Linked DNA regions of Homo sapiens: all the other regions are linked to region 1. The links are chromatin loops, found by intact Hi-C in ENCODE. Cell type or tissue: prostate gland. All regions are shown on one strand.

Region 1 (2,500 bases):
GAGGCTGGGGTGGGAGGATCACTTGAGCCCGGGAGGTTGAGGCTGCAGTGAGCCGGGATCATGTTATTGCATGCTAGCGGTGGCAACAGAGCAAGACCCTGTCTTAAAAAAAAAAAAAAATGCTGGCCGAGCGCGGTGGCTCACACCTGTAATCCCAGCACTTTGGGAGCCTGAGGCAGGCGGATCACGAGGTCAGGGGATTAAGGCTATCCTGGCTAACACGGTGAAACCCCATCTGTACTAAAAACACAAAAAATTAGCTGGGCGTGGTGGCGGGCACCTGTAGTCACAGCTACTCGGGAGGCTGAGACAGGAGAATTGCTTGAACCCGGGAGGCGGAGGTTGCAGTGAGCACCAAGATCGCGCCACTGCACTCCAGCCTGGGTGACAGAGCGAGACTCCATCTCAAAAATAAAATAAAATTAAAATTAAAAAAAAGCACCGCTCTGCTCTGCTGCTGTTTTGATAATAGAGCAGGCTTGAGAGTGTAGAATCCAAAGCTGGGAGTTGAGCTAGGAGGTGTTTGCTGTAATCCAAGAAAGACCACAGCAGCCTGAATCATGTTGGTGATAAGTAGTAGAAAAAATCAGAATGAACGTAGACTTGACAGGATTTAAATGTAAGATGTGAAAGAAAAAGAAGATTCAAGGATGATCCTACATTTTGGGCCCTGGCAATGTGGAAAAAAAAAACAAGATCTCAGGACCCTGAACTGGCTATGCCAAAGGGAAAGTTAAGCTTGGGAAGTGAGTCATGCAAAAACTGCCTTCCTTTTGTCCCTGAACAGATAGCAATAGTAAGCTGTAATTTTACATGCTTACTTTATCTTATGCAAAATGTAGATTTACTGAGCATGAGATGAATGCATAATTGCCATTTTCTCTGCTCCCTCCTTTCATGTGTAAAATGTAGATTCACTGAGCACTAATCAAAGCCTCACAAGAATGTAAATGATTATTTGCCTTATTACCTATCCTCCATCCATCCACGTTTTTCCTTCTTTTTTCTTTTCTTTTTTTCTTTTTTTTTTTTGAGACGGGATCTCGCTCTTGTCTCCCAGGCTGGAGTGCAGTGGCGCCATCTAGGCTCACTGCAACCTCCACCTCCCAGGTTCAAGTGATTCTGCCTCAGCCTCCTGAGTAGCTGGGATTACAGGTGCCCACCATCACGCCCAGCTAATTTTTGTACTTTTAGTAGAGATGGGATTTCAAGACCAGCCTGGTCTTGAACTCCTGACCTCAGGTGATCCACCTGCCTTGGCCTCCCAAAGTGCTGGAATTGCAGGCATGAGCCACCACGTCTGGCCTCTTTTTTCTTTTTTAAAAACAAAGTCTCATTATGTCACCCAGGCTGGGGCTGGAGTGCAGTGGCGCAATCGTAGCTCACTGTAACCTCAAACTCCTGGGCTCAAGCCATCCTCCTGTCTCTGCCTCCCACGTAGCTGAAACCACAGGCACACGCCACCATGTCCAGCTAATTTTAAAATTTTTTATAGAGACGGGATGTTGCTATGTTGCCCAGGCTGGTCTCAAATTCCTGGGCTCAAGCAATTCACCTGCCTTAGCCTCCTCAGGTGGTGGGATGTGAGGCATGAGCTACCGCATCTGGCCTGCCCCACTTTTTTTCCTTTCCTCCTTCTCCTCCTGCTCACTCCTTCCCATTTAAATATTGAAGTGCTTAAAACCTCTTTGGAAAAAGCACGGATCACAGATGCTCCTGTGATTTGTGTTTTTTCCCAAGCATATCCTCAACCTTGGCAAAATAAACCTCCAATTAATTGAGATCTGCTTCAGTTACTTTTTTATTTATAGCAACAATTTTAGTGAGCTCAGGCTGCCATAACAAAATATGGTGACTGGATGGTTTAAACAACACAAATTTATTTCTCACAGTTCTGGAGGCTGGGAAGTCCAAGACCAAGGTGCCAGGATAGTCTGTTTCTAGTTAGGACTCTCTTCCTGGTTTGCAGACAGCTACCTTCTCCCCTGTGTCCTTACATGGTGGAGGGAGAGCTCTGGTGTCTCTTCTTTTTTTATAAAGACACCAGTTCTATTGGATCAGGGCTGTATCCTTATGACTTTGTTTAACCTTAATCACCTCCCTACAGGCCCTATCTCCAATATGGTCAAATGAGGGGTCAGGGATTCAACATATACATTTGGGATGGGAGACATAATTTAGTCCATAGCAGCAACCAAAAGGATGGACTTGCCATTTACCGAAATGAGAAGTCGAGTGAGAAGCGAGTTTTGAAAGAAAGGGCAAAAGGTCCATGTCGGACATGTTAGGCTTGAGATATCTGTTCATCAAGCCAGTTGGTTATAAAGTTTGGAATTAAAAGGACAGGTCTTGGCTAAAGGTATGAAATTGGGAGGCATCAGCTCATTGGTGGCCAGGATACTAGAGTAGATAACCAGAAGTGGAAAGGACCCAAGGCACCCCGACAGGCAGAGTTTGGGGTGAGGAGGACAGGACAAGAGACATAAAAGGAGCAGCCAGG
Region 2 (2,500 bases), 190 kb before region 1:
CAATTATCTGTAAAAACTAATTTTTCAAAAGAAGAAGGGAGACAATGCAGGCAGCCTTCTCCATATTGATCGTGAAGAATCTACAATCACCAACAAGGCACAGCAGGCCACAACATCTGAAACTGCAGACCCTATGTTCCTACCACAGGCTCCTTCACTGAAAGCAGGAGCTTCGGAGTCACACGGTCTTGGGTGCCAAGTACCACTCAGCCATTTATTAATATCGCCAAGCCTCAATGTCCTTTTGTAAGAAAGGAACGTAATATCTAATTCATTGGATTATAAATTCATATGTTGAAGGCCTAATAGTATGCACTGGACTTAGCAAATATTCAATTAAATCTTATCATCATCATCTCATAATTATTTTTCCATTGTATCCTTCCCCAAACCAGAAAATCTCTAGGTTCCATGAAAATGTGTCCACAGAAAGAACCAAAGGCATGGCAGAGCTCCATGCTAGGCCACGGTACTCCTCTGCTGCTGTCTTCAACACCAGGTGACTGGTTTCCTAAGGAACTAGACACACAACTTGTCAACAGCATTTGTCTTCTCATCTGCACTGCTCCCAACCAATGACCCAACACAGCTTTGTCATCTTGGGAGAGAAGGTGGTGGTACACCTTCAGATCAGTTTCTTTGATTGACCTAAGAAACATACAACTGAATGTGGGACGCATCTATCCTAATAGGACTCCAACATAAATCAGCACCTGTCACACAGAAGACCACATCTCAACCTCACACTTATCTTTCAGAATAAACTGAAATCTACACTAAATTTCAGGTCCGAAAATCCCATGCCAATTAATAGAGAGCACAGAATCACAAACACAAGTAACCAAACTCTCCCGTATCTAAAAATCTGCTTTCTCGAGCCACAAAGACATCCTAACTAGCCTTGATAGATTGTACATACAGCACTGCCAGTGATGGGTATCTGAACTTGAAGTCATTGTTCCATTTCACATGAAGATTGAACCTGCACATCGGCTGTCTAAAATCAATGCCAAGGTTGGAGGAGGGAGAGGAAAAACAGGGTTGGTCTGAGAGCACACGGAAGCTGTGTGACTGCCCCCACAATCACGCCTGGCTGCAGCCCCCAGATAAGGGCATGGTGGGTCCTCCCCTGCCACCCTTCTCTGCCATATATAGCAGTGCTGGGCACCTGGCACAGACTCCCTTTGCACTCATGGCTGCCTGGAGAATTGCTCAGAGTAACAGCATGTCTCGGCTAGTTAAAAAGATCTCCAGACACTCTGAGCCCGTGAAAGAAGCAACAAACAGCCAGGCCTGAGCCAATCCAGATGACTACTAGAGCAGCAAAAATCTCAGCTGTGCCAACTAGACCAGTCACCACGCTCCTCACCGCCCATCTCCCTCTGGCCAAATGGCTCTCCATGGTGTCCCTTAGAAATAACAATAAATAGCGCAACAACTTAATTTTATAGTTAAAATGCAACAAGCCAGACAGTACATTAGCCATTATCCATGCAAATCTTGAAATATTTTCCATGCAAAATCCCAGTTTTAATACATAGTCACCATGAAGAGGAATTCAACAGCAAGGATATTACATTTACCATCTCAAAAATAAAAAAACTTTTTCTAAGTTAATCCAATATTTGGTCGTTTATGATTTACCTTCCAAGATGAAAAAGCTGAAAGGCTTCTTTTGTCCCCAAGGGGAGAGACTGCCAGCAGCTTTGAGGTCTGCCTTCCAGCTGTTTTTGTTAGATTTTTACACCTGCTAATGCCCAGCAACTAAGTGAGCATAAACAGGCATCGCTTACCAGCGTTTCACTGGAATCTCTTGATTTAACTTCCAAATTACTTGGCTTTGATAACTATTTTTAATGACAAACTACAAGGAATCATAGCGTTTACAAGGGCTGGAACAGAGGTGAGACTACAGGCACTTGCCTCTGACACAAAATTTAAGGGAGGACCAAAATCTCAGTAGTCAAGAGAAATAGTTTAATGTAATAATTGAACAAAAAAACTGATGCACAAAAATCCAAGATAAGCAAAATGCCAAAATTTTAAATAAAAACAGACTCATCTGAGTGTCCTGTCTGATAAGAGGGGAGATTAGAAACCTTCTCTCCAGATGGTCATCACAATCACAGGGGACCAAAGAGCTGCAGTGGACTGAAGGAAGTGGGTGCACACCCAGGAGCTCGGGCAACTAGGACCCTCTGCATCCTCGACCACCCCTTGGACCCTGTGGTCTCCCAGGAACCCAGTCTCTGGCCTGACCCCAGAAAAATCAACAGCAATAACCTAGCAACCAACCTCATCGTTTTACAAATAAGAAAAACAAGGCTGGTTGTAGTGGCTCACACCTGTAATGTCAGTGCTTTGGGAGGCCAAGGCAGGAGGATCACTTGAGGCCAGGAGTTTGCGACCAGCTTGGGCAACAAAGCAAGATCTCGTTTCTACAAAAAATGTTAAAAATCAACCAGGCTTGGTAGCATGAGCCTGTAGTCCCAGATATTCG
Region 3 (2,500 bases), 76 kb before region 1:
TCCTTTGAGAAAAATGTCCTTTAAAAAAAAAAAAACTGAGATGGGGTCTTGTTGCAATGCCCAGGCTGATCTCAAACTCCCGGGCTCAAGTGATCCTCTCGCCTTAGCCTCCCAAAGTGCTGGGATTACTATCCTGAGCCACTGCAGCCAGCCAACAGAAAAACTTTCTACCTGCTTCTTCAATTCATACTCAATGGCCTTCACAAAAGAGTAAGAAAAATAAAGAAAAAAGTTAAAGGGTCTCCCTGCCAAGGATGAAGACAGAGCTCCAGGGACTTCTGCAGAGGGAGAGGGGCTGACGATTCTAATGGTCATAGGAGCCAAAATAACAACAGTATCAACAGCTATATCTTCCGGACTATCTTTTTTTTTCTATTTCCCAAAAGTATAACTGCAATACTTTATCTTAAATGATATTTATTTATCATCATCTATATAGTTTTTGGAGGCTGGGCACCATGGTTCACGCCTGTAATCCCAGCACTTTGAGAGGCTGAGGTGGGCGGATCACTTGAGCCCAGGACATTGAGACCAGCCTGGGAAACACAGCGAGACCCTATCTCTACAAAAAAATACAATAATTAGCTGGGCCTGGTGGCGCACACCTGTGGTCCCAGCTACTCAGAAAACTGAGCTGGGAGGATCCCTTGAGCCCAGGAGGTCAAAGCTGCAGTGAGCTGAGATTGTGCCATTGCACTCCAGCCTGGGAGACAGAGCAAGTCGTTGTCTCAAAAAATAATAAATAAATACATAAAAATTAAAAGACAGTTTTTAGGGGTCCCCCAAACCCAATTTTCCCGTTGGATAAAACCCAAATAGGATATAAATGCATGGAAGAGTTCAGAAGCAGACCCTTATATTTTCAAAACAAAAAGTACCACCCTTGACTTGGTTTGGAGAACAAATATGAACCTTGGAGCCCTCTCTGAAGCTGGCTCCCTTCTCACGGGCGTGGCAGGCCTTGCCTTCTGCACTTACATGTCCCAAGAGGCATCAGCCTGCCCGCTGAAATCCGAAGCCACATAATGTCAACACAGTACTCCTGTGTAAATATCTGGTCCAGGGAAAATGCCTTGAACGCTTGTACAACCAATTTTCTGGCAGGCAGTGAGATGAAAAGGAGAATTAATGCATGCATTAAAATAATTTCTTTTGAAAACCCAAACAATTGCTGTGCATCCTTCATCACAACACACACTAAATGGCCTTTTCCTACCGCCCTCTCTCTCTCCAGGCATCTTGCCCACCCCCAGCTCTCCTAATAAAGAGCACACTAAGTCTTTAGCTCTGCTGGCAAGGAGAATTAAATTGCTATTTGCCACCTGGTGTTGTCTTACTTAACGTACTTCCAAATTGCACTTAAACTTCCCTTTGGAACTCAGAGTTTAAATGCTAGAACGAAGGAAACAAAGCAAGAGAGAAAAACAGAAAAGAAAAGTGAAAAAATTTACATAATTTGCAAACACTGTCTTTAACAGTGTTAAAAAAGTAGTCTTTTTTCTTCTCTTTGCCTTCATCTTCTGTTCGTCATCTCATTTGTTTCCTCTTGTTCATCTTTATTTTTATCCTTCAGAATTTAATCAAAGAAGAAACACGTTTCTTCCCATTACAAAACCATACTCGAGTTCAAAATGGGGTACTCTGAGTGTTTTAAATAGATTTTTTTTTTTTTTTTTGAGACCGAGTCTTGCTCTGTCACCCAGGCCGGAGTGCAGTGGTACAATCTCAGCCCACTGCAACCTCTACTTCCTGGGTTCAAGAGATTCTCCTGTCTCAGTCTCCTGAGTAGCTGGGATTACAGGCATACACCACTATGCCCCACTAATTTTTGTATTTTTAGTAGAGAGGGGATTTCATCATGTTGGCCAGGCTTGTCACAAACTTCTGACCACAAGCGATCTGCCTGCCTCGGCCTCCCAAAGTGCTGGGATTACAGGCATGAGCCACCACGCCTGGCCATTTTTAGTAGAATTTTATCCCAGAAGCTCTGTGATCCTGTCCATTGTAACCCTGTTTTTAAGTTTTCAGGGTCCCTTTCTTTTCTCCATTTAATTTCTTCTTCTCCTCCTCCTTTTTCTTCTTTTTTCCCCCCCACCCCCAGAGTCTTGCTCTGTTGCCCAGGCTGCCATTCAGTGGCATGATCATGGCTCACTGTAGCCTCAACCTCCCAGGCTCAAGAGATCCTCCCACTTCAGCCTCCCGAGAAGCTGGGACTACAGGTGCAAGCCGCCATGCCCGGCTAATTTTTTATTTTTTGTTGAGATAGGGTTTTGCCAGGTTACCCAGGCTGGTCTCAAACTTCTGGGCTCAAGCAAACTGTCTGCCTTGGCCTTCCAAGGTGCCGGAATTACAGCTGTGAGCCACCACACCCAGCCCATTTAATTTATTTGTTCAGCAAACACTTTGTTGAGAATTGATTCTTGTCTAGCACCATGACCTTTTCTTTTCCCACTGTTTTCTTTCTGTTTAGCTCAATTATCAACTACCAAGGCAGCAGAAT

Evidence for each region. Peaks named below come from ENCODE experiments on the same cell type or tissue, not always from the same donor. Only the 100,000 strongest peaks of a DNase experiment are listed, where the experiment ranks them.
Region 2: a loop joins it to region 1, with 1.9 times the contacts of the local background. A loop is called at or near these places in 2 of 110 quality-filtered maps.
Region 3: it touches region 1 in a loop (1.8-fold over the local background); 2 of 110 quality-filtered maps call a loop at or near these places.

Annotation. Positions count from the first base shown.
Region 1 is chr10:34,937,063-34,939,562 of GRCh38, forward strand. No RefSeq gene overlaps it. Among named protein-coding and RNA genes, the nearest start is that of LINC02635, 35 kb to the right of the region's middle. In prostate gland, a CTCF peak has its summit at 1,117; no DNase peak of the experiment used is centred here.
Region 2 is chr10:34,742,757-34,745,256 of GRCh38, forward strand. All of the region lies in intron 1 of PARD3 (par-3 family cell polarity regulator), which reads right to left. Among named protein-coding and RNA genes, the nearest start is that of PARD3, 71 kb to the right of the region's middle. In prostate gland, no CTCF peak of the experiment used is centred here; a DNase peak (open chromatin) is centred at 1,265.
Region 3 is chr10:34,860,690-34,863,189 of GRCh38, forward strand. No RefSeq gene overlaps it. Among named protein-coding and RNA genes, the nearest start is that of PARD3-DT, 46 kb to the left of the region's middle. In prostate gland, no CTCF peak of the experiment used is centred here; a DNase peak (open chromatin) is centred at 982.